Linked DNA regions of Homo sapiens: regions 1 and 3 are each linked to region 2. A link is a loop called in an ENCODE intact Hi-C map of the cell type or tissue named here. Cell type or tissue: mammary epithelial cell. All regions are shown on one strand. Each heading gives the region's core, and the rest is flanking DNA. Links, peaks and the distances in the headings are about the cores only.

Region 1 (10,073 bases), core at 2,074-10,073, 220 kb before region 2:
TCATATTCCCTAAAGATTTTCAGAAGTTCCTATCCAAGTCAATTCTTATCAAATAAAAAAGACCATCTTTGTTCTAAATTCATAAATTTATAAATATTGAATATTATTATGCAAAGAATTAACTTTCAGAGTGGTCCTGAACTCTGGCTCTACTTTTTTTTTTTTTTTTGCATAAGTAGGCCCTATAGATACTGAACCCTTAAATGGAATGAAGTCTGCTTTAGCAAATCAGCTATTTAGTAAGTGGAGTTTTTACTAGTTTCTCATTTTTTCTTCTACTGGAAAGGGTTCAAGAATGAAGCCATTTTGCTTCCTCATGCACATATTTGCTGGGATTATAATAGATAATGACAAAAATTTCCATTCAGCTTTTACTGAGAGTCAATAATGCCCATTTAGTTTACTGCTAAAACCACTGGGATTCCAGTTTTTTTAAAGTGCATGTAGATCTGGGGATTCAAGTTGCAAGAGCAGCATAATATCATCCTTTGCCTAGCACTATATTAACTATTTATGACTTCATCTCTAATCTGTCCTCTACTTTGTGATAATAGAAAATAAGTAGCCTGGTGTCAAATACAGAGTCACATATCTAAATTCAAACTCTCCAATTCACACAGTTTATAGGAATCAGACAATTTACTATTCCCAAAAGTATGGAATAATAGCCTCTCTCCCCCAAATAATCCTACAGCTTTCCTTCCCTGGATCAAATCCCAAGAATGTGTATGTGAATTGTAAAGACTTGTGACATCATTTTTCCATCATTTATAAATTTCAGATTCAAATCTCGTGATAATCTTTAGATGACACTGGTAGAAAATGAGCTGGTTTATATGAGGTAGAAATTATGAAATGGATCAATTTTAGAAAATAACCAAACACATTTTATTATTCATTATTTTAAATGATTCACTTAAATTCTTTATATCATTGAACAATTAAAATATTCTACATTACGAAATGTGCACAGGGGTTTCCATACTAGAGGAGCCTTCATTTCAGGAATGTATATTTTGTACATTGATTTAGTAGTTGATCCAGTCAACACATTTTTATTGAATTTTGGGCTCATCCTTTTATTAGACCCTGAGAATACAGGGCAATTTTGCCCGAGTTATTATTCTTAGTCTTTGAAACACTGGGGGAGAGAGTATTTTTTCTTTGTTCACTTGAGATTGTATTGGGAATTTTTGCATATTCATTTTTTATGTTGTATTCTACCGTGAAAATTGGTTTTTCTATACTTTGATTTCTTTCATTTTCACATTCACGTTAGTGTCAATGAAAGAATACAAATATAATTTTTAAATGGACTATACAATGATTCTATGTGGCGTTCTATGTGGCATTCACAACAGCAAATATATTTATATTTCTCACTTCACTTTTCCTACAAGGTAAAAGTGGTCTGATTTTTCATCTTAATTTATGGGCACAAAAAGAAAACAAATGTAGGTCTAAAAGTGATAAACATGTAAGAGGAGAAATACCTTATGTAAATGACAAGTTAATGGGTACAGCAAACCAACATGGCACATACTTGCACGTTGAGCACATTTACCCTGGAACTTAAAGTATAGTAAAAAAAAAATGCCCAGAGGGGAACTTAGAAAATATCTTGAGAGAGATGAAAATGAAAACACAACATACCAAAACATATGTGATGCAATGAAAACAGAGGTAGAGGGGAAAATGAAAGCTGTAAAAGCTTATATTAAAAAAGAAGAAAGACCTCAAACGAATGAACTAACTTTACAAGTTAAGGAACTAGAAAAAGAAGGAATAAACACATAGTAAGGAAGAGGAAGAAAATAAGAAAGACTAAAGCAGACCCCAGGTCTTCATCCTTACTTCTCAGTCCTTGCAAGTTTGTTGATGAAGAGAAGGATTTCATGATTCCACTCTGAGAACCTCCCAAGCACAGTCACTGTATTTCTTCTCTTTCAGGTAGATTCTCTGGATTCCCATGGATTCCCTGGAAGTACCTCCTCAAGGCCAGTGTAGGGCCACAATCACCCCTACAGATTCTTCCTCTCCTATTGCCTGCCCTAAGCAAGACTCCAGGCATCCTAGCTACAGATGAAATCCAGTGTGGAGCTGGTCCAGGAGGGTCATGTTCCAGGCAGCAGAGGAGCACTCTGTGGGGTAGACGCTGAAGATCTGCTGAAGCATCTCATGGAGGACAGACAGGGCCTGGGCCTTCTGCAACTGGCTGCCATCCACATCTCCAGGGGGAACCTGAAGTCTCTTCTGTCCTTGAGACACAAGAAAGTGGAGATTCTCTGCATTTGGCCCAGAAGAGCCAAGGTGTTCCTGCTAAGTAGGCCATGGTTCTGAGGCAGGTCAAAGCCCAGAGATCCAACAGGGCCACAGTGGCAAAGCAGCAGGGCCACCAGTAGAAGCAGTAGGACCATTGGGAAACGAGGGTGCTGCTGGCCTAGCTGAGCTGGGGTCTGGATGAACCCTGGACTCCAGGTTCTCTCAAGGCATTCTTTTTATGCATGGCTTATAGTTGGAAACAAATAGTTTTCAGGGTTGGCCAAGACGGCCACCTAGAAGCTGCTAGTGTGTGCCACTCTCGTGGAGAGAAATGGAAGGGGCAAGTAAATACAGCACCTTCAACTGAAACATCCAGGTACACACATTGGGACTCAACAGCTTGACCCATGGAGAACAGAGCAAAGCAAGGCAGGACGACTGCCCACCAAGGAGTGTCACAGAGCCAGGGGAGCCTCTCCTTCCCAGGGAAGTGGTAAGTCAGCAGCCCTGGGGACCCATGCTTCTCTCACGGATCTTTGCAATCCTCAGATCAGGAGATCTCCTAGTGAACCCACTCTACCAGAGCCTTCAGTCTGACATGCAGGGCTACGTAGGGTTTCAGCAGAGCAGCTGCTCAGGCATGCATGGGTACCCTGGAGCCTTAGATACCCAGGCTTCCCCACAAAAGAAGCTATAACTCCAGCCAAGCAGGACGCTAGACCCCTATACATACCCCTAGGAAAGGGGTTTCATTCAGGGTGCTGGGCAGTGACAAGTGGCAGGCCCACCTTCCATGGCCTGTCTCAGGGTAAGACCCACTGGCTTGGGAATCCAGCCAGACACTGGTAGCAGCGTCACACCTCCCTGACATGGAGCTCCCACCGGCAGGGTGTGGGCTGCTATCTTTGCTGTTTCACAGCCTTAGCTATTGGAGCCTTTGTGTTCTAGGGAGTCCAAGGCAGCTAGGGACTGGAGCAGCCACCCAGCACAGCCCAGCAGCTCTACAGAGAAGCAGTCAGATTGCTTATTCACATCGATCCCAAATCCTGTTTCTTTTCTGTAGGTGGAATCTCCCCACTGGGGTCTCCAGTCACCTCCACCACTGTTTTCTAGTGGACCGCAGTTTCGAATATCCCTGGGATGGCGCTCCCAAAGGGAAGGGTAGGTAGCCTTTGTTGCCGTTTAGCAGCCTTAGCCATTCTTGAAAATGCCATTCTTCGTGCTGGCGGTGGTAGCAGACCCCCAGCACAGCACAGCTGCTCTACCAAAAAGTGGCCAGACTGTTTTTTCACCTGAGTCCCTGATACTGTTTCTCCTCAGTGGGTGAGATATCCCCACCGGGGTCTCCAGCCACCTCCTGCATGTATGTTGCAGGAGGCAACAGGTTGTACCTCTCTGGAACAGAGCTCCCAGGGGGAGGGGCAGGCCCTCATCTTCACTGTTTCATAGCCTTCACTGTTGATATCTTCAGGTACTGAAAAATGTGAAGTGACTATGGTCTGGATTGGACCCCCAGCATATTGCAGCAGCCCTATGGAAAAGTGGCCAGATTGTGTGTTATGTCGGTCCGTGATCCCCTCTCTCTTCACTGGGTGGGTCTGCCAGGCTTGGGTCTGCAGCTACCAGTTGGGGCTATTGAGCCAATGACAGCTCTGCATCTCCCTGGAACAGAGCTCCCAGTGAGAAGGGTGGGTTGCCATCTTTGCTTTCTCACAGCTCTTGCCCTTGCTGTCTCCAGGCTCTGGAGAGTCTGTAGGGAACAGTGGCTGGTCCAGATCCCCAAAACAGAGCAACTGCCTCACAGAAGAGTGACCATACTGTTCTCCATACAGTTCCTGGTTGTCACCTCTCCTCTGTGGGCAGATCCACCTGACCAGACTCCAGCACAGGCACCCTTCCCCTGCCTCATCTCCTCAATCAGGCAGTCCAGCATTTCTCAAAGGAAGAAATCCTACAGTCAACCCACAACCCATCCACCACTACTGTTGCAGTGGGACAGCCCCAGCAGCCCTCTGGCTGGGGAAGGAACAAAGGGCCTAGTCACTACACTCTCACCTCCAGCACACCATAGCCACCATACAAAGAGGAGTCCAGCCTTTCTTCCCTGAGAATCTGCATCCCTATTCTTCAGGAGGCAGGGCCCCCAGCCCATGACTGCAAAACAGTCAACCTACCCATAGCTGAGCATATCCACTGGTAGTTGCCTGGAGTTTCCCTGGGGAGAGGCTCCCACAGCCATCCTACCTCTGCCACTGCCACAGCAGCAGTTTTATCCCTGCTGCCTTGGGTCTGGGGAAGAAACAAAGAGTCTGAAGCTCTTTGTTTACGAGCTTGCAGCAAGCCACTGTCACATGAACTTACAGCACACTGCAGTTACCATATGGTGAGAACAGTCTCTCCTCCTGGTAAGATTGCCACCTTCTATTACCCAAAAAGTGAAGCCCCAAGCTTACACCAGCAGTGCAGCCACCCCACTCCTCTGGCTAAACACTGCCATTAACATGGCTTCACATTTCTTGGAGGTGGAGACCCCAGGGGCAACAGAAAGCCTGTCTACCACTGCCTCTGCAGTGGTACTACCCCAGCTACCTTGGAACTGATGAAGGAGCAGAGACCTCAAGTACCTTATCCATACCTCCAACAAGCTGCCGTCAACCCAAGAGAGGAGGCCAGTCTGTCTGCCATTGGTCAATCACCCACCCCTCACATCACCAGGCAGGGAACCCCTGGCTTGGGCCCACAGGACACACTCCCATCCCACGCTGATTGCACTGAGTGACTGCTGACCTGCTTCTCTGTGGTGGAGCCCCCCGGAGACAAGCAAAAGACCCTCAGTTACAACAACTACTAAGGTCCCTTCCTTCGATGGCTCCAAGTTGGGGAGAAAACATTAACCCTGAGATCACCCCAGAGCTGTTGTGGGCAGCCTGGGAGTGCCAAGATACAAGGTACAGTCAGCACTCAAGTGGGAGAGGAGCCCAAACTTTCAAAGCATTGAGATGGAGCACGTGTACAACCGTGAGGAAATGTAGGTGAGCCCCATGACTGAGCAAGAGCCTGACAACTGACCACTGCACCTAAGAGTCACCTACTAGGTCATGCCCAAAGCTTCAACACCAACAAATCTCACTAACACACCCTCATTCAACCAAAGACATGTCAGCTACAAATAAAGACCCTGCACAAAGCTACAGCCCTGTGAACACAGCCAGAAAATAAGTCTCTTTATTGATTGAACTCAAGCTACACTCCCATATGCAGAGATGAGAAAGAACCAATGCAAGAACTACAGTAACTCAAATGGACAGAGCATCTTATGTCCTCCAAATAATCACACTAGTTCTCCAACAAGGGTTCTTAACCAAAATGAGTTAGCTAAAATGACAGAAATATAATTCAGAATAGGGATAGAAAGGAATTCCATTGAGATTCAGGAAAACAGTAAAACCTAAACCAAGGAAACTAAGAATCACAATCAAAAGAGAGAAGAGTTGATAGCCAAATAGCCAGTATGAAAAAGAACCTAACGGACCTAGTAGATGTACACACTACAAGAATTTCACAATGCAATCACAAGTATTAACAGCAGAATAGACCAAGCTGAGGACAGAATCTCAGGACTTGAAGACTGGCTCTCTGAAATAAGACAATCAGACAAAAATAAAGAAAAAAGAATGAAGAGCAATGAACAAAACCTCCAAGAAATAGGGGGTGGTATAAAGAGGCCAAATCTAGGAATCACTTCCATCCTTTAAAGAGACAGGGAGAAAACAAACAACTTGGAAAATGTATTTCAGGATATAGTCTATGAAAGCTTCCACAATCTTGATAGAGAGATCACAAATCAAATTCCCTTGAAGTTCTACACCCAGATTGACCGGCTCTTCTCATTCCTAGTCTAGCACAATCCATAGAGGAAGGGATAAGTTAGGAGGTCCCGGGGAGGCTGGGCAGGCTGGAGGAAAGGGACATATCCAGACCCTTTCTCTTTCCCCATAGCTGTCCATTGCCCCAAGAGGACATGTCATGCCTGAAGCTGGGAGTATTTTCTCTCTCCACGATACAGAAGTTAAGGAAATGGGCTAATTCCAGTACCGTGATAGTTCTTTCTTGGGAAGAGCCTCTTTTTAGCTATGAAGATAAATATCCTGCCAGGAGGCCTACTTCTGCATTCACAGCCTGCTGTCCTCAGACTTGGCTGCTGTGTTGGTGCACTTTGACCAGTTGGTGGCTCTCTTTCCCTGTAAATCTTGTAATAGTCTCAAAGTAGAATGGAACCTGCGTTTTATTTCCTTTTTTGCTAAGCTACTGTTATGTCATTGCAACAGCGACATTCCGTGTTTTACAGAAATATTCATCATAAGAAAGGAAAAAGAGTATTTTATAAAAAGAGCTTCTGAAAAACCTAGAACTTTCACTGACCTTCTGCTTTAATTTGTGATTTTGTGCTCTTAAGGGAAAAGTGATGGGTAAAACCCACAAGAGAACTGAAAACAGCTGTATGAAGAGGCAGTGCAGGCTAATGATGAGTGAAGAAGAGAGCACAGTGCGCATTTCTAGAGGAAGAGGAAGGAAACTAATGTGATATGGGAGTGAAAAAATGGGATACAGAAAAGCATGGAGGAAAGGGAAAAGTGTGTCAGCTCTCAGAACCAGCAAAGATGTATATTTTACTTAAGTTTAGGAGAGTAACTTCATATGGGAGTGTACTCTGGGATTCTGAGAGCCAGGAAACAAATGTTCCAGGTGCCAGAATCAGTTAACCATCAACACGTGTATTCTGCACTTCAATCTAGATGCTGCTCCTCTGTCAGGTATTTATAGAAGCCACCATTTCCTGACTAAGTGTAAGTAGGACTTTGAAATGAGGTGAGACAATTTTTCAGCCTCTTTAGAATTCATGATAGAATTCTGTTTTTTTAGGCTGCCAAAAAAATATATATGCAACCAGAATGGAATTTCAATGTAAAATAAGTTATTGTTATTTATACCTGATGTGTAAATTTTGAATTGGGATTTGCTTAATAATTATTAATCTCGTTTTTTCCTCATTTATACACAACCATCTCCTGCTCTCTGAATTTCCTTGGTTCATGTTGTATTTTCAGCTGATTTTGACCAACTTGCTCTCTCTCTTTCTTTCTTTTTTTTTTTTTTGATTTTGCTTTAAGTTCTGGAATACATGTGCAGAACCTGTAGATTTGTTACATAGGTATACATGTGCCATGGTGGTTTGCTGCACCTATCAACTTGTCATCTAGGTTTTAAGCACAATTTTTAAAAATCCCATCTATCATTGATGGGCATTTGGGTTGGTTTTGTGTCTTTGCTATTGTAAATAGGGCTGCAGTAAACATACACGTGCATGTATTTTCATAATAGAATGACATATATTTCTTTGGGTATTACTCAGGAATGGGATTGCTGGGTCAAATGCTATTTCTGGTTCTAGATCCTTGATGAATTACCACAGTCTTCCACAATGGTTGAAGTAATTTACATTCCCACCAACAGTGTAAAAGCTTTCCTGTTTTTCCACAGCTTCACCAGCATCTGTTGTTTCCTGACTTTTTAATAATCACCATTCTGAGGGGCATGAGATGGTATCTCATTGGTGTTTTGATTTTCCTTTCTCTAATGATCAGTGATGTTGAGCTTTTTTCATCTTTATGGGCCACATAAATGTCTCCTTTTGAGAAATGTCTGTTCATGTTTTGCCACTTTTTGATGTTTTTTTTTCTAAATTTGTTTAAGTTCTTTTTACATTCTGGATATTAGACCTCTGTCAATTGGATAGACTGCAAAAATTTTCTCCCGTTCTGTAGGTTGCCTGTTCGCTGTGATGACTGATAATTTCGTTTGCTGTGCAGAAGCTCTTTAATTAGATGCCATTTGTCAATTTTAGCTTTAGATGCAGTTGCTTTTGGCAATTTCATCATAAAATCTTTGCCCATGCCTATGTCCTGAATGCTATTGCCTATGTTTTATTCTAGGGTTTTTATGGTTTTGGGTTTTACATTTAAGTCTTATATCCATCTTGAGTTAATTTTTGTATAAGATGTAAGGAAGGGTCCAGTTTCAGTTTTCTGCATATGGCTATCCAGTTTTCCCAGCACCATTTATTAAATAGGGAATCCTTTCCCCATTCCTAAAGTATTGAGAAAGAGATTCTCTTTTCCAGTTTCCAATTTTATTTTATGAAAGAAATGTGTCAGTTTTTACTGACATTTAACAGAGTATTAATCAAAATAATGATCAATTACTATTGTAAATAATTTTACATTTTATGCTTTAAATATATAAAATATTAAATGTATTAATATGATTTATCAGTGCATCACATTTATGAAATTTATTCATTGACATGTATTTTCAAAAAGGAAACACTATGCAGATAAAAGATAATCCACATTTTTGGCGGGTCCAACTTATTACTTCCCTCCATTGCAAAGGCAGATCTTTCACAATTTTCTGTATGTGTTATCCTGATTTTTCTTTTCTCATTGATTCTTCTACCTACCCCAGTATGGCTTCTGCTGATTAATTCTATCAATCCAGCTCTCAGTAATCTCTGCATTGCCATCTATTTTCTTCCTGTAGTGCTCAGTTTTAATTCACATTTTCTATAAGTCTATTGATTCTTTTTATAAGCATGTTTGTTTTCTAAATACACTTTTATCATCATTCCCTCTTCTCCTTCTAATATTGAGGTATTCCACCTCTGTTTTCTTTGTGTCTCTTCTGTTCCCACACTTTAATGGTGGAAGGTCCTCAGAATCCAGTTTAAGTCTTTTTTCCCTCTCCACTTCCTCCCCACATGACAGCCTTCATTTTTGGCCTTTCCATTGCCAGTTATGAACTTCCAGATATCGTATTCCTTGGAAACTGCAAACTCATATATCTGACTGGCAATGTACATTTTCAATTACATGTTTGAAAGTCAGTTTATCTCTACTTTTTTTTCCAGACATGTCTCAATCTACCTTGTGCTAAGAAGAATTCATTGCTTTTTTACTTCGTTACCATACAGCAGTTTGTATAACTGATATTAATTCAGCATTATTATTGTTTTTAGATTTATTTCCTGACAAAAATCAAAGATACAAGAGAACAGGAGCTGTATTTTTTATATTCATGTTTACATCCTTAAGGCAACATATAACCTGGTATAGAAAATGTATTTTTCTATAACTTGAATAAAATTATGATAGGTAACTTGATTAAATCATCTATTTTGAAATCAGGTTGTACAGTCAGGCTTGACGTTTTATCTTAAAAAATAACCAAACACAAGAAATTTTGTATAGTAAAAATTTAATGAAAAAGGAAATTAATATATTGGCTAAATATGAAGAACATATTTGTTATATTAACCACAATGTAAAGGTACACATGATATTACATAAAAAATAATTTAAATAATAAAAATAGTTAAATAAATAAATATTTAAATAAATAGATGAAAGGAGACATCAGCATGGTCATCTGTAAAGGACTAGTGCCTGCACAGGTATACATGATGCTTCTTTACACTCCTGAAAACATTTGAAAATTTTGATTCAACTTGTGGTGGTTATAGGAGAAGTGAGTCTTTGAAATGGAAGAACTCATGAAAGTGTGAGATGATGTATTAGTCAATGAGAATCATTTCCATGATGAACCAGTTTTCAATCCTTCCTCCTTAATCTTTTTTGCAAGTTTGTTGAAAAAGAGAGGGATCTCATGATTTCTGCTCTGACAACCTCCCAGGCACAAGGGCTGTATTTCTTCTCCATCAGATAAAGAGTGATTCTTTGGAAGTATTTCTTCAC
Region 2 (10,411 bases), core at 1,273-9,272:
GTAAACAACTAACTAGGTTACCTTAAAGATTCATAGGAGCATTGTGACCTGACAAAGAACAAAGAATTTTTCAAATTCCTTGGTCCTGTGCTGGTGCCCAGTTGTCTGCTATTGATGGTCACCTATTTATCCTGACCCCCCTCCTCTTCTGCCTGCCCTTAACATAAAAAGAGCCTGAAATTTGTACTGCCTTAAGATGGTATTTGAAGATACTAGTCTACCGTCTTCTCAGTTTGCAGGCTTTCCTAATGAATCTGCTTCCCCCTCAACATCTCTCTTCTCTTGAGTTTGGTTTTCGAGAGATGAGCAGCTGAACCTGGGTTCCTTTTCACTAACAAGGAGTACCTGAGGCTGAGTAATTTATAAAGAAAAAAATGTTTATTTGGCTCACAATGCTGCTGGCTGGAAGACTGGGCATCTGGTGAAAGCCTCAGGCTGCTTAGATGCTATACAGTTTAGATGTTTGGTGGAGACAACTGAGATTTCTATAGTTTACATGTTTGCTGGGGATAAACATCTAAGCATCACAATCTTGGTCATATGAATGATCTTTTCAGCACTCACAACTCAACCAATGGACCGAAAGAGAAAGAGGGGAAGAGATTCTTCACTGGACACAATCAGTACACAAGATTAAGTCCTGAATGGGCTGGGGATAGAAATATCCTTCTCCTTGGCAATAAGAGCAGCAGGCTGACCTGTGAGTCCTGAAGGAGGAGAAAGTCAGAGTCCATATGGCTGGGCTGTCCCAGAAATTATTAGTTGTTTTCTCTTTATTCTTAAATACACAAGAAAACTCAAGAGTAAAAAATAAATTGGCTTCTAGGAGTTTGCAGTTGATAGGTTAATAGAGTTGTTTTAGTATATTTTTGAAGAAATCACTAATTAAATGTTATGATTTATTTTTTTAATTGGCAGACAAATCTACTTCATTTTACTACTTAAAAGATATTTCATTGGCTGGGTGCAGAGGCTCACACCTGTAATCCTGGCACTTTGGGAGGCTGAGGCAGGCGGATCATTTAGGGCCAGGGGTTCAAGACCAGCCTGGCCAACATGGTGAAGCCCTGTCTTTACTAGAAATACAAAAGTTAGCCGGGCATAGTGGTGTGCACTGATAGTCCCAGCTACTCCAGAGGCTAAGGCACGAGAATCACTTGAACCCAGGAGGTGGAGGTTGCAGTTAGCTGAAATTGCGCCACTGCACTCCAGTTTGGGTGACAAAGCAAGACTCTCTCTCAAAAAAAAAAAAAAAAAAAAAAAAAAGGAATGTATTTCATCTACTTTTCCACTGAACTTAAGGCAGTCAGTTCAATTCATTTACACTACACCCCCTGTTGCTCTGTAAAGCAATAGACAGCAACCATTTGACATTCAAAATGCATCTCAGAATCCTAGTCATCTCACTCTCCCTGCTCCATTGATTTGATGTCCTCTTCTTTACTTTCTATGTTCATATCTATCCCCCACTTCCTTTAAAGGACCCTTCCAGAAAAGCCATTATATTGATTCTCCCTAAAGTTTTCACCTTGCACAATTGGTGTGGTCAGAATAGTTCATCCCTCCAGATTTATATTTCTCTCCAAACAGTTGTATAAAAGGGTGTAATCCAAATAGTGTTACTGAGAAGACAGAGTTAGTATTTTAAAAATATCTTAAAACAGCCTGGCATGGTGGCTGATGCCTGTAATCCCAGCACTTTGGAACACTGAGGCAGGATGATCGCTTGAGCCCAGGAGCACCAGACCAGGCTGGGCACATGTTGAAACCCTGTCTCTACAAAAAATTTGAAAAATTAGCCAAGCATGGTCGTGCATGCTTGTGGTCCCAGTTACTCAAGAGACTGAGGTAAAAGGACTGCTTGAGCCCAGAAGGTCAGATTGCAGTGAACCGTGATCGCACCACTGTACTGCAGCCTAGGTGACACAGTAAGACCCTGTCTCAAAAAAGAAAATCTTAAAACAGTGGATGGTTCCTATTAGGCATGCAATAAATGTTGGTGTTATCATTTTTAATATTAGTATTATTATTATCATCATCCAGATTAAAATAGAAACTTTTGGGATCATCCAATTCTATTTCTATTAATTCCAGGTTCCTCAAGCCTATCTTATCATTGCCTGGGTGGATTTATTAACTAGGTAGAGTCTTCAGACAAGCTTAATGTCTAACACCCTGCCAGAGAGCATTGTTGGTGTTCTAGCAACTGCAGCCTGGTTGTCAATCTTTTGGGAGTTGGTTGGTGTGACTTCTGCCTTCTCTCCAGAGCTGATCACATGTGGATTAAGTGAAAGAAAGTCAAGTAGCTGATCTTCGAAAACTCTCTAGTCCCCAATTTTTGCTGCATTGAAGTTTGCTAACTTACACTTTGCAGTTAGTAAGGGGAAAGTCACTCCCCTTATTTCAATTTCATGACAATCAGAATTGCTTCTGTTTTCTTTCTCCCTACAAACAACTGTCAAGTAGTACTTTCTACAAAAGTTTAAATGAGAAACAAGAAAAACACGAATTTTGGAAATTATAGAGAAAAGCAGTGTAGCTCTTTTGCCTTTCTTTTACTTTCCTTTGTTTGTGTTACTTCATCATGAATTAGAATATAATGTGGTAGCAGCAAGACAAACTGCCCAGTAAACCACTATGTTAAAAAGGTGTTCTAAAAATTCATTTGTTGTTGAGCTTTAAATTTAAAATGAAGAATCACAAATCAGTAAAGGAAAGATGGCTATGACTATTTAATGTGATAGCATGGGGCTCACTGCCCTGCACCGTCAAAGTTTCATGTAGACAGAGATGTAAGAAACTTCAACAGATCACACTGAACTAGTGAACAACTGAGGGTCGCCAGTTTCTGTAATATGAGCCTCTAAAGAGAGGCAGCAGCATCTTTGACTCTCCTGTGCATAGCTCATAAATTTTAAGCATAAAAACTGTTAATAGTTTAAAAGAATTAAAGATAGCAAAAGAGTTAAAGAAAGAATAAAAGCTGTACTTGGTGAAATAAAAATTATTTAACTACTGAAGATAAAATGATTACAATTGGATAATTCCTTTACCTACTTAGACAAAACAAACCTTTGTTATCAGCGTTCTAGGGCTGTTGAGACTTTGATACCTAGGGCATGGGTCAGAAGAAGAGGAGGTCACCACTGACAGCATATACTCCTTCACCCAAATATTCTAGGAGCAAGGACAAAGGTCACAAAGGATTTATTGTTTTGGCAACAAAGAAGCAAGAACCTCCCTGGAAAAGGAGTTCTAAAGTCATCAGGATGTGGTGAGCCTGCATTTAGGGAGTGACTTGATGTGATAAATACCTTGTGAATCATCACTGCTGAGGAAATAACATTATTTTAAGATTAAAATTTCCACACCCATATGCATCTTAAAAAAGAAAAAAAAACAAACCAACAGAATTTCTTTTAGGGGTATTGGCGCAGCCTGAGGAGTGCTATATTTCTCCAGTAAGAAAATAATGCAAAAAAGGCAATGTTCATTGATCTAAGCTTGAGCCCCCAGGGAAGCATAACCACATGAACCTGAATGAATATATTCTAGAAGGAGGGAAGCACCAGAGAAGTTCTTTCACTAATAACCATCAACGTCTTCTGTGAATCAAATATCAAACAAAGATAGTCCTAAAAAGTTTAATTTCCAGAGATAGGTAATTTCCTAACTGAATACAGAAACCCATAGGGCCCAGGGATCCTGATTTCCTATGCAAAATGGAGGGTAAAACTGGAGGCTAGGATCTGGGCTAAAAGTATATACTTCTAACAGTAGCACAAAGATGTTTCTCATCTGATTGATCAATATTCATTTGGATTGATATATCTTAAGTTTACTGGGAATATTGAACATCCATTGCAAAAATCAAGAGTGTAGAGTGATGACCTCCTTTTAGGTCATATAGAACAAGGTTTTTCAACCCCCATCCATGGACCGGGGTACTGGTCCTGGCCTGGTAGGAACAGGGCCGCACAGCAGGAGGCAAGCAGGCCAACCAACAAGCATTAACGCCTGAGCTCTGCCTCCTGTCAGATCAGCAGTGGCATTGGATTCTCAAAAGAGCAGGAACCCTATTGTGAAGTGCAGATGCGAAGGATCTAGGTTGTGGTCTCCTAATGAGAATCTAATGCCTCTGAAAGCATTCCCTCCCTGACCCCATTTTTCGTGGAAAAATTATCTTCCACCAAACTGGTGGCCAAAAGGTTGTGGATGCTGATATAGAAGACATGTAAATGAAAACAATAAATGGAATTAAAAATTTAGAGAAATGCTCAGAAAAATGAAAACTATTTGTGCTCCATTAAAGCCATGCATAGATAGAATGTCTTCATAGAACCTAGGATCCAAGGTTCTATGAAGACCTCAGCTCAACCAGGCCAAAAGCATCCTGATTTCTCAATGGCCCTCCTCTTCCCTCTACTGGCAGCCCTAGAGGTGTGCAGCTGTGGCTCTTCTGGATCTCTAGGATATAACCTGCCTCAGAACCATGGCCTGCTAGGCAGGAACACCTTGGTGCTTTTGGGCCAAATGAGGAGAATCTCTCCCTTCTTGTGTCTAAAGGACAGAAGTGACTTCAGATTCCCCCAGGAGAAGGTGGAAGTCAGCCAGTTGCAGAAGGCCCAGGCTATGTCTTTCCTCTATGATGTGTTACAGCAGGTCTTCAACTTCTCACACAAAGCGCTCCTCTGCTGCATGGAACATGACCTTCCTGGACCAACTCCACACTTTACGTCATCAGCAGCTGGAACACCTGGAGACCTGCTTGGTGCAGGAGATGGGAGAAGGAGAAGCTGGGGGCAGTGGGTGATTGAGGGCTCTACACTGGCCTTGAGGAGGTATTTCCAGGAATCCATCTCTACCTGAAAGAGAAGAAATAAAGATTGTGCCTGGGAAGTTGTCAGAGTGGAAATCATGAGATCCTTTTCATCCACAAGTTTGCAAGAAAGATTGAGAAGTAAGGATGAAGACCTGGGCTCATCATGAAATGATTCTCATTGACTAATCTGCCATATCACACTTGTACATGTGACTTTGGATATTCAAAAAGCTCATTTCTGTTTCATCAGAAATTATTGAATTAGTTTTAGCAAATACTTTATTAATAGCATAAAGCAAGTTTATGTCAAAAACATTCAGCTCCTGGGGCATCCGTAACTCAGAGATAACTGCCCTGATGCTGTTTATTTATCTTCCTTCTTTTTTTTCATGCCTTGTATTTATGATATTTATATATTTTATATTTTCATCTTCACATCGTATTAAAATTTATAAAACATTCACTTTTTCATATTAAGTTTGCATTTTGTTTTATTAAATTCATATCAAAGAAAACTCTGTAAATGTTTCTATTCTAAAAACAATGTCTACTTTCTCTTTTTGTAAACCAAATTGAAAATATGGTAAAATGTATTAACTCATTCATTTCATTCCTATTATATGTATAAATTGAGTAAATGGCAAACTGTGGGGTTTTCTTAAAGAAATACAGGTGAATAAAGCAAACACAGTTTCTCTCAGTCTAAGAGGGAAAGAGACGTAAAAACAGGACAAATATTTATATTATTTCAATTATGTTAAATGCTACAAAGAGAAGTAAAGAAAAGTGATGTTCTCACATCAGAAGCTTTAGGTATAAATGGTGCTTGGAAGGAAAAAATATTAGATATCCTTCCTAAGGTGCATGGGAGATATGTAAGTACACGTCTTATTGGCAGGTGGGAATTATGTGTCTAGAATGCCATGGGGGAAGGTGTTAATTTGGGGTTCTTTATTTTATGTCTGATTATCGGGGTACGGGAATGGATGTAGTCACATAAATAGAGGGGAGAATGTGATGAGGACATAAACTTTATCCTGCAGACCCTCAGCAGTTAAAGGAAGGGCTGAAGAGTAGAGTCTGCAAAACGCCCTGAGGCTGATAGCCAGTGCAGTTAGAAGACAAAATAGGGAAGAATCAGGGAAAGACTAATCAGGAAAGGATGGTGGTACTTTCAGGGAAGGAAGACCAAACTATCCTAGTGAATCTGAAAACAGAAGTCACTGGTGACCTTGACCAATGATGGAATATATGGTTTAGTAGAATTAATGGAACAGAATTAATGGAACATTCCTTCTGAAACTATTCCAATCAATAGAAAAAGAGGGAATCCCCCCTAACTCATTTTATGAGGCCAGCATCATCCTGATACTAAAGCCTGGCAGAGACGCAACAAGAAGAGAATTTTAGACCAATATCCCTGATGAACATCGATGCAAAAATCCTCAATAAAATACTGGCAAACTGAATCCAGCAGCACATCAAAAAGCTTATCCACCAAGATCAAGTTGGCTTCACCCCTGGGATGCAAGGCTGGTTCAACATATGCAAATCAATAAACGTAATCCATCACATAAACAGAACCAAAGACAAAACCACATGATTATCTCAATAAATGCAGAAAAGGCCTTCGACAAAATTCAACAGGCTTTCATGTGAAAAACTCTCAATAAACTAGCTATTGATGGAACGTATCTCAAAATAATAAGAGCTATTTATGACAAACCCACAGCCAATATCTTACTGAATGGGCAAAAACTGGAAGCATTCCCTGTGAAAACTGGCACAAGACAGGGATGCCCTCTCTCACCACTCCTATCAACACAGTATTGGAAGTTCTGGCCAGGGAAATCAGGCAAAAGAAAGAAATAAAGGGTATTCAATAAGGAAAAGAGGAAGTCGAATTGTCCCTGTTTGCAGATGACATGACTGTATATTTAGAAAACCCTATTGTCTCAGCCCAAAATCTCCTTAAGCTGATAAGCAACTTCAGCAAAGTCTCAGGATACAAAATCAATGTGCAAAAATCACAAGCATTCTTATACACCAATAACAGACAAACAGAGAGCCAAATCATGAGTGAACTCCCATTCACAGTTGCTACAAAGAGAGTAAAATACATAGGAATCCAACTTACAAGGGATGTGAAGGACCTCTTCAAGGAGAACTACAAACCACTGTTCAATGAAATAAAAGAGGACACAAACAAATAGAAGAACATTCCATGCTTGTGGGTAGGAAGAATCAATATCGTGAAAATGGCCATACTGCCCAAGGTAATTTATAGATTCAATGCCATCCCCATCAAGCTACCAATGACTTTCTTCACAGAATTGGAAAAAACTACTTTAAAGTTCATATGGAACCAAAAAAGAGCCTGCATTGCCAAGACACTCCTAAGCCAAAAGAACAAAGCTGGAGTCATCACGCTACCTGACTTCAAACTATACTACAAAGATACAGTAACCAAAACAGCACGGTACTGGTACCAAAACACAGATATAGACCAATGGAACAGAACAGAGGCCTCAGAAATAACACCACACATCTACAACCATCTGATCTTTGACAAACCTGACAAAAGCAAGAAATGGGGAAAGGATTCCTTATTTAATAAATGGTTCTGGGAAAACTGGCTAGCCCTATGTAGAAAGCTGAAACTGGATCCCTTCCTTACACCTTATACAAAAATTAATTCAAGACGGATTAAAGACTTAAATGTTAGACCTAAAACCATAAAAACCCTAGAAGAAAACCTAGGCAATACCATTCAGGACATAGGCATGGGCAAAGACTTCATGACTAAAACACCAAAAGCAATGGCAACAAAAGCCAAAATAGACAAATGGGATCTAATTAAACTAAAGAGCTTCTGCACAGCAAAAGAAACTACCACCAGAGTGAACAGGCAACCTACAGAATGGGAGAAAAATTTTGCAATATACCCATCTGACAAAGGGCTAATATCCAGAATCTATGAAGAACTTAAACAAATTTGCAAGAAAAAATCAAACAAACCCATCAAAAAGTGGGCAAAGGATATGAACAGACACTTTTCAAAAGAAGACATTTATGCAGCCAACAGACACATGAAAAAATGCTCATCATCACTGGCCATCAGAGAAATGCAAATCAAAACCACAATGAGATACCATCTCACACCAGTTAGAATGGCGATCATTAAAAAGTCAGGAAACAACAGGTGCTGGAGAGGATGTGGAGAAATAGGAATGCTTTTACACTGTTGGTGGGAATTTAAACTAGTTCAACCATTGTGGAAGACAGTGTGGCAATTCCTCAAGAATCTAGAACTAGAAATACCATTTGACCCAGTGATCCCATTACTGGGTATATACCCAAAGGATTATAAATCATGCTCCTATAAAGACACATGCACATGTATGTTTATTGCGGCACTATTCACAATAGCAAAGACTTGGAATCAACCCAAATGTCCATCAATGATAGACTGCATTAAGAAAATGTGGCACATATATACCACGGAATACTATGCAGCCATAAAAAACAATGAGTTCATGTCCTTTGTAGCGACATGGATGAAGCTGGAAATCATCACTCTAAGCAAACTGTCACAAGGACAGAAAACCAAACACCGCATGTTCTCACTCATAGGTGGAAATTGACCAGTGAGAACACTTAGACACAGGGTGGGGTACATTACACACCAGGGCCTGTTGTGGGGTGGGGGAATGGGGGAGGGATGGCATTAGGAGAAATACCTAATGTAAATGACGAGTTAATGGGTGCAGCAAACCAACATGGCACATGTATACATATGTAACAAACCTGCACGTTGTGCACATGTACCCTAGAACTTAAATTATAATAAAATAAATAAATTTTTAAAATGCCTCTGTGATTTTGATAGGGATTGCCTTAGATCTGTAGATCACTTTGGAGAACATGAAGATCTTAACAATGTTAAGTCTTCCAATACATGATGGATATAAATAAATGTCTTACCATTTATTTTTGTCATCTTTAATTTTTTCAGCAGTATTTGATAGTTTCCAGTGGATATGTCTTTCACCTCCTCGGTTAATTTTATTCCTGAATATTTTATGCTTTTTGATGCCATTGTAAATGAGAGTATTTTCTTAATTTCCTATTAGGATTATTCATTGTTAGTATATAGAAATACGACTGATTTTTGTTTGTTGATTTTGTATCCTGAAACTTTGCTCTATTCATTTATAAGTTATCACTCTGTGTGTGTGTGTGTGTGTGTGTGTGTGATCTTTAGAATTTTTTACATATAAGACTATGTCCTCTGCCAACAGAAATCATTTTATTTCCTCCTTTATAATTTGGATGCTTATTATTTGTTTTTGTTGCCTAATGACTCTGGCTAGGACTTCAAATACTATGGATAAGTAGAAGTGATGAGAATGGCATCCTTACCTTTTTCCTGAGCTTAGAGGAAAACCTTTTAGGTTTTCACTATTGAGTATGATGTTAATGGAGGGATTTTCATATAATAGCCCTTATCATGTTGAGGTAATTTCCTTCTATTCCTAGTTTATTGATCCTATTTTTAAATCATGAAAGGACACTGAATTTTGTCAAATGGTTTTTCACCATCAGTTGAGGTGATCATGCTTTTCCCCCCTTCATTCTGTTTATTTAGTTTCTTACATTGATTTCTATATGTTGAACCATGTAGCCATGGTGTATAATCCTTTTAATACGCTGTTGAATTTTGTTTGCAAGTATTTTGCTGAGGGTTTTTGCCTCCATATAGACTCATAAAATTAGTTTGGAAGTGTTCTCTCCTCTATAATCTTATGGAAGAATTTGAGAAGGATCATGCTAATTCTTTTTTGGATGTTTGGTAAAATTCTCCAGTGAAGCCATTTGGTCCTGGGCTTTTCTTTTTTCAGAGGCTTTAATTATTGATTCAGTCTCCTTATAGTTCTATTGTGATTTTTTATTTCTTTGTGATTCAGTCTTGGTAAGTGGTGTTTCTAGGAATTCATCCATTTTTTCTAGGTTATAAAATTTGTTGGAGTATACGTGTTCATAGTTGTCTCTTATGATCTTTTTTTATTTCTGTGGCATCAGTTGTAGTGTCTCCTCTTGTGTTTCTTATTTTTGTTTTATGAGTCTTCTCTCTCTCTTTTTAAAATAATCCTAGTAAGGGTCTGTCAATTTGTTGAACTTTTTTTAAAAAAACCGACTCTTAGTTTCAGTGATTTTTAAAAATTGCTCTTCTATTCTCTATTTTATTTATCTTTGCTCCAGTTTTATTATTTCCTTTCTTCTGCTAGATTTGGGTTTTGTTTGTACTTTTCTTTAGTTACTTAAGGTGCAAAGTTCTATTGTTGACTTGAACTCTTTCTTCTTTTTTTAGTGTCAGCTTTTACAGCTGTAAATTTCCCACTTAGCACTGTTTTCACTGTATTGCATGGGTTTTGGTATATTTTCTTTTAATTTTCATTTATTAAAGATTTTCTAATTTCTATTGTGTTCCTTCTTAAATTCTAGTCTCATTTAGACACACATTGTTTTCTTTTTGTTTTCATGCATTGGGATATGAAATCAGACCACTTTTATTTTCTGGGAAAATGA
Region 3 (10,411 bases), core at 1,562-9,561, 200 kb before region 2:
AACAAATTGGATTATATCAAACTAAATTTTTTAACAACAAAAGAAATAATAGAGTGAAAACAATCTATAGAATGGGAGAAAATATTTTGAAACTACTCAACCAACAGGGAATTAGTATACAGAATATGCAAGGAACTCAAACAACTCAAGAGCAAAAAAGTAATAATAATGTGATTAGAAAATGGGCAAATGATCTGAACAGACATTTCTCAAAAATAGATATAGATATGGCCAACAAATATATGAAAAACTGCTCAACATCACTGTCATCAGGGAAATGGAAATCAAAACCACACTGAGTTATCATTGCATCTTAGTTAGAATGCCCATTATTCAAAAGACAATGTTAAAAATGCTGGTGTGGATATAGAGAAAAGAGAACTCTAAACTACCTCAGCCAATGTGGAGAACAGTATGGAGGTTTCTCAAAAAGCGAGAAATAGAACAACCATATGATCCAGCAATCCCAGTACTGGCCATTTATCCAAAGGAAAGAGAATTATTATATCTAAGAGACATCTGCACCCCCGTATTTATTGTAACATTATTCACGATAGCCAAGATACGGAATCAGCTGAGTTCTCCAACAACAGATGACTGGATAAACAAAATGTGGTATACGTATACATACACAATGACATACTATTCAGCCATAAAAAAAATAAAATCCTATCACTCGTGGCAACATGGATGGAACTGGAGAATATTATGCTAAGAGAAATAAGCCAGAAACAGAAAGTTAAATACTGCATGTTTTCACTCATATCTGGAAGCTAAAATAAAAATTGATCTCATAAAAGTAAAAAGTAGAACAGAGGATACTTGAGGGTAGGAAGGGTTGGAGGAAGAGACGAATTGGAGAGATTTATTAAAAGATACTAAATTATAGCTATGTAGGAGGTTAAGGTCTAGTTTTATATACCATTGTAGGATATAGTTAACAATAATATATTATATAGTTGTTAATAGCTAGAAGGAGGACAGTGACTGTTCCCTTCACAAAGAAATAATAAATGTTTGAGATCATGAATAAGCCAATTAACAAAATCTAATTATTTCACATTATGAATATGGAAATCTCACCGTGTATTCCATGAATATATACTATTGTTATTTATCAATTCAAATATAAAAAAAACAAAAAAAGTTCAATACTTTCAACAAACCTATTTGTATTATGCTCCTTATATAACTCTTTGGAGAGGAATAACAATCTGGAAGGATGAACTATTCTGAACATACCAATGATCCAAGGTCAAAACCTTATGGAGAGTTGAGCTAATTGGTTTGTATGAAAGGGCATGTTACATAAGTGAAGAATAGATATGGGACCAATGTACAGGAGCAACAGTGGTGTTTTATACGTGAATTTAACTGATTGGCTTTATATTCTAGGTAGGCAAAATATTGTTTAAATAGCTATAAGCAAGGATTTTTTTCTCCCAATTGAAAGACAAAGTCTAAGGTTTAATGTGTAGTTTCATCAAAGAAATACAGGAAAATAACTATTAACTTACCAATTGAAAGCCTATTTATTTTTAATTCTCGAGATTTTTTGTGAGTTTAAGAATAAACAAAAAGCACCTAACAATTTTCGGTTTGCTGCTAGTGGAGCCTTATGGGATCTGTCTTATCTCCTTCAGGACCTCACTAAATCTACAGGAGAGCTTCTTCAGGCTAGCCTACTGTTCTCATTCCTAAAGGTGACAGCACTGTTTCTTACCTCCAGCCCAGACTGAACTTCATCTTGTGTACTGATAGAGTCTTGTGAAGAATCTCTTATCCTCTGTCTTTCCAACAAGTGGTTGAGTTTTGAGTGCTGAAAAAACGTTTTGTCAGATGGAAGAATATTATGCAGTTCCTATACAGAAGAAGTGAGGGCTTTTGAAGAGGTGATTACCAAAGACAGTCTGGCTGTAACTCCAAACTTAGTTCAGCTGCCCAACATGGTTGATTTTATTTAATTTCTAGCCTGATCCAATTAAAAGCCATGAAATACAACTTAGCAATGAAATAAATATAGCATTAAAATCAGCAGTAATTGACAAAGTGATAAAAGCATTAGTATTTTTTATCAGAAATAAAGGATGATCTTTGCTTGTCTTTTGGACTTGAATCCTCAGAAAGTGTACAAATCCTAACTTTGAATGTGCCTATTGAGTATAGAATACACTGACTGGAAAAAAGAAAAAAGAAAAAAGAAGAAAGAGAACTGACCCACCAATGCCTCTTTTCAATTAATGAAGTTAAATAAATACAATTCGGCAAAGATCTTTGCTGCCTTTAGAAGCTGTGATTCTTCAGCCAGGTGCAGTGCCTCACGCCTGTAATTCCAGCACTTTGGGAGGCCGAGGCAGGTGGATCACGAGGTCAGGAGATCAAGATCTTCATGGCCAATATGGTGAAACCCTGTCTCTACTAAAAATACAAAAATTAGCTGGGTGTGGTGGTGCATGCTTGTAATCCCACTTACTCGGGAGGCTGAGGCAGGAGAATCGCTTGAACCTGGGAGGAGGAGATTGCAGTGAGCTGAGATCGCACGACTGCACTCCAGCCTGGTGACAGAGCAAGACTCCATCTCAAACAAACAAACAAAAAACAAACAAAAGAATACAAAAAAAAGAGAAGAAGTTGTGATTCTTCAATACATGCATTATTGATATCTGTCCTGCTGGGAAGTCTCTGGCCCAATTGAAATGTACTCAAATACCTGCTGTGTCCCTTCTGTTCAGGCATTGTTTCATTTTTTACTGCCTTTAAGGAGGCTGCATTATGACTAGAATTTAAGAGATGCCTTGAATTGCATTGGCCCCATAAATAAGTTTGCCTGTAGTGTGAGAACTTGATGGGTACTAGGGAGGAAACAGGAGTTTGCAGCTGACACTGAAGTAACCCTGTCCCTTCCAATACTCTACAGGCTGCTGTAGTATCAGTGTCACCCATGCAGGGGACAGTGTTGGCCATGTCTCCACGGGAGCACTGTATGCTCTCAGCATCCACTTCAATCTTCTCTCCCTCTGATTTGAATATTCTGAACAGTTGACTCAGTGCTTCCATTGCTACTCCATTTTCTGAGGACCTTCCAGTCTTCTCTCCTCCTTCCAAATTCTAAAGCTGCTGCTGGCTCTGTCTTCATGTTTCATAATGTGGGCTTTGCTTTTTTCAACAAATGAGAGTCCTGAGCCTGGTGGAGTCTCTTCCTAGCGGAATCAGAATGTTGGAAGTCCCTAAAAAGAGGCACAAATGAGCTCCTGTATTCTTTACCCGCTCATTGGGTGTAGTGTTGTGGGCAGGACTCTCTCTATTTACTGTGTTTCTGTTCCCAGCAAAACATCCTTGACCTCTGCAGTGCTGAGCTTGCCAGGTAAGGGAAATCTAGGGGTGGTTACATTCTTTGGCCTCGTGAGCTCACAAAGCCCCGTTGTCTCCAGGTGGTACTGTATCATGATCTCTTGTATCTGTTCCAATGGAGTCAGGGCAGGGACTAAGCTTCCATGTGTTCCTCACCAGAGGAACTGTCCAGGGACTTGTATGAGGCAGGCTATAATAGGGCTCCTCTCTGCCAGCTCTGCCACTTCCTTTCATTGGGTCTCCAATACTTTAGAATATATAAAAAATTAACTTCTCGATATGTTCAGGATATAGTTACAGACATTTTTCAGGATAAGGTGACAATATGCAGCCACATCATACAATTTTTGCCCACTGAAATGATAAGCAACAAAAAACAAAAATAACATTAAAGAAATAAGAAGCTTAAAAGTAGTCAGGAATAAAAGGGTTTTTAATATATGAAAGGTGTTAAACCATCAAAGAGACAGAGGAGAGAGAACCAGGTATATTCAAAAGTGTTAATGTTTTCTTTCTGATCCTAAACTGGGCCCCCCACACTCAGTAGCTAATGAAAGAGAGGCAAAGAACAAATATATTGTAAAATATAACTTTGAATTTCCCAATTTCTCTCCTCTTCCATTTCAAAAGAGCCATATAAAGGTTGGGTCTGTAACTTGAGCAAAGAATTGAGAAATCTGTCCTAAGTTGAAGCCTCTTCCTACTAACCTAGCAATTCACACATGCTTCCTGGTTAACTTCTTCAAATACACCATTTCACAGATCACTTTAATGTTTCCCCAATTCTACCCAAATTGATACTTCTACTGGGTATCATTTGGCAAGAATTGTATCTTCTGATCCCTTTACAGATCTCTGTTCTCTCTCTTACTACTGAGTGAAAATAGAAGGGATGCAAGTTGAGTCATTATTGAAAATAACAGAGAATGTTCTCCTTATTATGAATGTAAGTGACATGATCTAAGGAATGAATTTGTAAAATTAGCAACTTACTATTAAGAAAGAGCTAATGTACCTTCAAACAGGAGATTTTAATGGATGTCCATTACAGTTCTACACCCACATTGGCAGGCTGTACTGAATCCTAGTGCAGCTCAATACATAAAGGAGGGATGAGTCAGGGGGCTGAAGTCAAGGGACACATTCTTACCCTTTCTCTCTCTACATAGCTGTCCACTGCCCAAAGGACATGTCCTGCTTGAAGCTGGGAGTACTTTCCTTCTCTATGATAAAAAAAATGAAGGAAATGGGCTTCTTCCAATATAAGGTTCAGCTCTTTCTGAGAAAGAGTCCTTTTTACCTATGAAGAAAATTCTGCAAAGGGACAGAATTCTTTATAGAAAAGAAAAGCTGACTCTCCACAGAGTTGGTGTATGTCTTTGTCATCATGGCCAGTAGGTGGCTGTCATCCTCTGTAAATAACTGAACAGCCTCCAGAGTAGAATAAATCTTGACATTTCCTTTTTCTTTAGAGAAAGTTACATCATTTTAACAAAAGTATTCATTCATTTCCAAAATTTTTCACCAGGAGGGAAAAAAAAAGACCTCTGATATGGATGTTTATGAAAAACCTAGAACTCTCACTTAACTTTTGCTTTTATTTGATGACTTTGTGCTCTTAGGGGAAAACTGACAGCCAAAAACCACAAGGGAACAGGAAGCAGCTGTACGAGTGGCAGTGCGGGTTGCTGGTGAGTGAATGAGGACAGCACGCTGGGATTTCTACACTGGAGAGGGAGGAAGCTATTGTGAGATGGGAGTGAAAGAATTGAATCCTGTAAGCAGAGAGGAAGGGAGAGTGTGGCAGGCATCAGAATCAGCAAAGAATGCTATAAATATAGATAGCTATAAAGCCCATGCTATTTATATATTATATAATATATAGTATCTGAAACAAGTATCAGTCTCTTAGACTGATATTCAATCTCCCAGACTTATATATAGTTAGTCTAGGAGGAGACTATATATATATATATATATATATATATATACACATACACACATCAGGCTACATTTCCCACTACCATTATCAAGAACTGCCAAAAAATGTATAGAGTACCAATTTACAGATATATTTATAATACATTAGTCTACGAGACTAATTCCTTTATCAGATATTTACAAGCTGTCACATTCTTATTGAATAAAAAATCAGTCAGACTTATCTTTAATGTCAAGTGTATCTAATATTCATACTTCTCTAAGACTGTCTTCAATTCTCTTTTTAGGCTCTCAGCATTTTCCAATCAGTTATAGAGAGGGATGGGAGAGTTGACTATTCTCAGATAGATCTATATGAATGAATGAGGAAATATCCATCATCTGTTAAGCCGTGACTCAGTGGAAGATAATCTGTTAAGTTCTTTTACATGTTTTAGTTTGTTTGATATTCACAACTCCTCTAGAAATCTTTCTACCTTACTTTACATCTTTAAAATTTGAGGCTCAGAGGAGTTAAGTAAGTTACCCAGGATCACAGACATGTCCTGGCAAAATATAGATTCAATGCAGAATCTTAAATTCCATGTTACAAGTAATTACTTAAGTTTTATATTTTGAAATTCAGATACAAATTAATCAAAAAATTGCACACTATTTTGCTTTCTGTTTTTTAGTCATAGCTGCTATTTTAGTATTATTTTTGACTGATTTCCATCCAAGTTTGCTCCGTACTTCAGATATTGGGGATGAGAAATGTTCTGATCTAGTTTCACTTTTCTATCTTATGGAGATTCCAAGACTGTTATATTCGTTACAAATTGATTATTTATTACTCCCTAAGAGTTTATAATTTTTATGAAATATCACCATACCTATAGTTTAATCTAATGTCACCATACCTATAGTTTAATATCACCATACCTGTAGTTTAATAACACCATACCTATAATTTAATCAGGATTAAAGGACACAGTGGAGAGGAATAACTCTTGGCATTTCTATCTCTACCAGAAATGGAGGAGTGTTTTATAATAACAGTGAAAGCAATTTGACAAAGGGTAAGATTAGGCAACCAGATTGTTAAAATATATAATATCTGAAATTATTTTACTATCATGGTAATAGGATTTAGGAGAAAGTTTGTATCAATTTTCAATAAAATGTTTATAGGGTGATAATCAGGCAATCTAGGTAGATATCAATATAAACTCTCATATAAGAAAGTAAAATCTTGATGGAATACAGGATTGACTTAAGATTTGGTTATAAAAAGAAAATTAACACAGTACAGGTTTCAGGTATGATGCATTAAGAAGGCTGGACCATGTCCTACTGCCTTTAACAAGTACAGAACTGTCAAAAAATGTATAAAGTACCAATTTACAGATATTGGATAATAGTCTACTCAGGGCTGTGACACAGGAGTAAAGAATAAAATAACTCCTTCAGTTCAAAAATTAACCTTTCTTCCTTCCAGAAAGTTTGGGCAAGGGAAAAAATGGAAGCATCAGGGCTTCCAGATAACCAGTCCATGGGTCTGAGGCATGCACTTGATCTCTCAAGTCACCTTCTCGGCCCTCTTCTAAGTGTACTTTATTTCCTTTCATTCCTGCTTTAGAGCTTTTAAATAAACTTTTACTCCTGCTCTAAAACTTGCCTCAGTCTCTCATTCTGCCGTGTGCCCCTCAGTTGAATTGTTTATTCTGAGGAGGCAAGAATTGAGGTTGCTACAGACTCATGTGGATTTGCTGCTGGTAACATACTTTGGTGCCGTGACTTGGATACATTCTGCTAATAACATAATTTGTTGCTGCGTGATTCAGATATGTTCCCCAGTTGTAAGATACTGCGATGGCTCACCTTCTTTGGCTGGAGGTGTTAAACCCCAGTACATGGTTCTCTTCTCCCTTTTTGCTCTAATGCTCACTAACCAACCCCTAGAATTACTTTTCTCAGCCGCAAGTGGCTGTTCCTCTGTTCCTCCAGCTGATCTCTCAGCTCAACCTGATGGGTGGCTCGCAGGGGTGTGAAGGACCTTGGGGTTCACACCAAGTAGACCTGAGACACTAAACATCTTCCTGGACAGGAGGCTTATGAGAGTGGTATGGTGAAATCCTGAGACCATGCAATGTCTGGGGTTTCCTCTGCTTTTTCACCTAAAATCAGCTCTTTCCCCCAAACCTTAATTGCCTATTCTCCTGTTTTCTCTGTGTATATTCTGAAATGACCTTGCATATCTCTGACCATCTGCCTTGGGGGAAGTCTGACTTTTTGCTTTCACTTTGCATGCCACATAACTTCTTAAACACACACTCCTTGTTATTTGGGCACCTGTGGCTCTTGCTGCATTTGCGTGGGAGCAAAAACATGGGCTACCTTGTGGATATCCTCTGAGATTTATGTTTGTTTTTACCCTACCAGCTCAGATGACCTCCAACCCTTCCCCTGTCTGCTGGCACATTGCTGGGACAGACACTAATTGGAACTCTGGCTCTGTCGGCTACTTATGACTTACCATATGTTTTTGTTCCTGTTATGCCCCAGGGACAAGTTTTCCAGTGGCCCTTGAAGCAATCTGTCCACCTGCATAAGGCCTCACTCTGTGGCCCCACTTGCTTTTTCTGAGTTAGCACCCCTTTGGGAGGAGGAGATAGTCTTTCTTTGTCATTTGTGAGTTCTTACCCCAAGCTCCAACTCTTCTAGAGGTTACTACTTTATGTCAAGAGGGCAAATAGACATTGCCCTCTTGAATCCAAGGGCTTTTGGTTTGGGGAACATACGAAGGCTTTCCATGAGTGTTCCTCTTTCTTCCTCCTATTTCTTCCTGTAGCCTCCATTTCTCAAATCACTTTCACACCCTTCTCAGTATGCTTCAAGACCTTTATGGTCTTATTTGAAGGGTGGGGGAAGTCTAGCTCCCTTGTGGCAGTTAGCTGAAAAGCAGGCTTCTTGTCTACTTGAACATGAGAAATGGGAATCTGAGAAAAGAAATAATCATTTTGTTGATAAAATGCTCTGAGCAAAAGTTACTATAACATCATGGAGACAAGGATAGGTCAGCCCAAGAGCCCAGGCACAAGAGACCCATAGGACAGAGATAAAGGTTTGCCGCAGGCTAATAGATTACCATCAGAACAGAGATGAAGGCAAGGTTAGGGGTACATGGTAAGACTGGTTTATTCTGGAACCCCAAGGATGAACAGGGGAGGGTCCTCTCTTCACTCTGGTATCTCCTCTGTTCTCAAGTGGGTCATTGTAATGAGATGGGACCAGGGTTAAGGGCACACAGTAAGACCAGTTTATTCCAGAACCCTAAGGACAAATGGGGGACACCCCATTCAGTATAATAGGAAAGTAATAGGGGACAACTTCTTGTTCCTTTTTCCTTTTTTTCTCCTCTGTTCTCTCTCTGCAAATGGGTAATCACATCTCCATACCACAGAACACACCCTTAGGATGCATCCTTAAGAACTGGAAAAAGTTTAATTCCCTGAAACTTTGAAACCAAAATCCTAGTTTTCCACTGTAATACTGTTTGGCTAAAAATGAACTCAGAGAAAATTACAAAAGTCAGCCTTGGAACCCAGTGCCTCTGTGCAGGAGATCCTCAAATTAGCCTCCTCAGTCTTTTATAACTGAGATCAGGACAAGGAAGACAAGCCTAAGGAAAAAGAGAAATGCAGGGGGAAAAGGCAGGCTGAACTATTGGCTGCTCTGCAATAGAGGCTGGAGCTCTCCAACTCCCTCCAGGTTGCCCTAAGGACATTCCTTCACGTAACTGCCACTGGTGTGGCAATCCAGGCCACTAGAAGACAAACTGCCCCGGTGGGATAAATGGGAAAAAGCCATGTGCAGCTTGCCCTCTCTGCCACAAGCTTGGCCACTGGAATGAGACTGCCCCAAGGGCTGAAGGGTCCGAGGAAGGGATCCCAACCTTTGATGGCCTTGAGCCAAAGGGGCTCTCTGCTATGACTGGCTTCCAAATCAGAAAGCATCATCAACAGAACAAAGCCAAGGGCAACTCTGGAGGCAGAAAGTAACATTGTACATTTCCCTTTTGGGTTCAAGAGCTGCCTACTCTGTGCTAATATCCTTCTCTGAGCAACTCTCCTCCAAATGCTACTGAGTAATGGGAAAAAATGGCACCTCCTTCATCCAAAAGAAAAGATTCGCACCTCTTTGGGGAAAAATATACTTTCAAGTTGGATGCCTACTTAGTATTTACACAACTTTTGAATTCATCTTTCCTTCTAATAGCACTATTTCTTCCAGGAAAGCTACCTAAAACATGAACAAATTAACTTCAACCTGGACCGTCTTACCTCAGGGTTTAGAATAGCCCACACTTAGGTTGACGAGCCCTAGCAAAAATTGAACTGAACAATCTCTTGAGTGGAGATAACTTCTACAGTATGTAAATAACCTCCTCATTTACTCCCCCTTCACAGAACTGGCACAGCAACATGCAGTAAAATCCTTAACTTTCTAATAGAAGGAAAATGACTTGTCTGATTCAAAGGTTATAAAGGTAAAGAGGTATTTCTGGGAAGGAAGGTTATAAAGAAAATGGATTTTGTATGAGAAAGAATTTTGTTTGGTAAATTCTTGTCCCAAAGTAAAATAACTGGTTGTTTAAAAAGAAAGATATTTAGGACAAGTCAGAAAGTCCAAGTATGTCATAAGTGGCCCACGTTGTGAAAAGATTAGTGAAAGGAAATTTATGAAAGAAATCTTGTACAATTTAAAGGTTAATAGGCCTGCTAATTAACTGTTACTATGATTCTTAACTATACAACTACTTGTCTGCTTTAAAGCTAGGTAAGGCCTGGTGACAGAGTTAGCCATGCACCCTAGCTATACTGGAGTCAGACCTTATCTGCATTTCTGTCTGGTATCCTAGGCTCAAAACCTCATATATAATTAGAATTACTTACTTACCAGCTGATAAGATTTGGCTGTGTCCCCACTAAAATATCATCTCGAATTGTAGTTCCCATAATCCCCACATGTTGTGGAAGGGACCCAGTGGGAGTTAATTGAATCAAGGGGGCGATTACCCCCATGTTGCTGTTCTTGTGATAGTGAGTTTTCATGAGATCTGATGGTTTTATAAGGGGCT

What was found. A loop is a pair of places that touch in the nucleus more often than their neighbours do. Peaks named below come from ENCODE experiments on the same cell type or tissue, not always from the same donor. Only the 100,000 strongest peaks of a DNase experiment are listed, where the experiment ranks them.
Region 1: a loop joins it to region 2, with 13 times the contacts of the local background. A loop is called at or near these places in 7 of 110 quality-filtered maps.
Region 3: a loop joins it to region 2, with 7 times the contacts of the local background. A loop is called at or near these places in 12 of 110 quality-filtered maps.

Annotation. Positions count from the first base shown.
Region 1 is chr9:21,229,437-21,239,509 of GRCh38, forward strand. It overlaps IFNA14 (interferon alpha 14), which reads right to left. Exons shown (of 1, transcript NM_002172.3): 1 at 9,566-10,073. The coding sequence ends at 9,930. It also overlaps the pseudogene IFNWP5. Among named protein-coding and RNA genes, the nearest start is that of IFNA14, 5.5 kb to the right of the region's middle. In mammary epithelial cell, for the core only: a CTCF peak has its summit at 6,486 (motif pointing right); no DNase peak of the experiment used is centred there.
Region 2 is chr9:21,451,080-21,461,490 of GRCh38, forward strand. MIR31HG (MIR31 host gene) reads right to left here. Exons shown (of 3, transcript NR_152879.1): 3 at 3,189-4,865. It also overlaps the pseudogene IFNWP19. Among named protein-coding and RNA genes, the nearest start is that of IFNA1, 16 kb to the left of the region's middle. In mammary epithelial cell, for the core only: a CTCF peak has its summit at 4,423 (motif pointing left); a DNase peak (open chromatin) is centred at 3,272; H3K27ac peaks cover 1,164 bases.
Region 3 is chr9:21,248,436-21,258,846 of GRCh38, forward strand. No RefSeq gene overlaps it. Among named protein-coding and RNA genes, the nearest start is that of IFNA14, 14 kb to the left of the region's middle. In mammary epithelial cell, for the core only: a CTCF peak has its summit at 4,745 (motif pointing right); no DNase peak of the experiment used is centred there; H3K27me3 peaks cover 343 bases.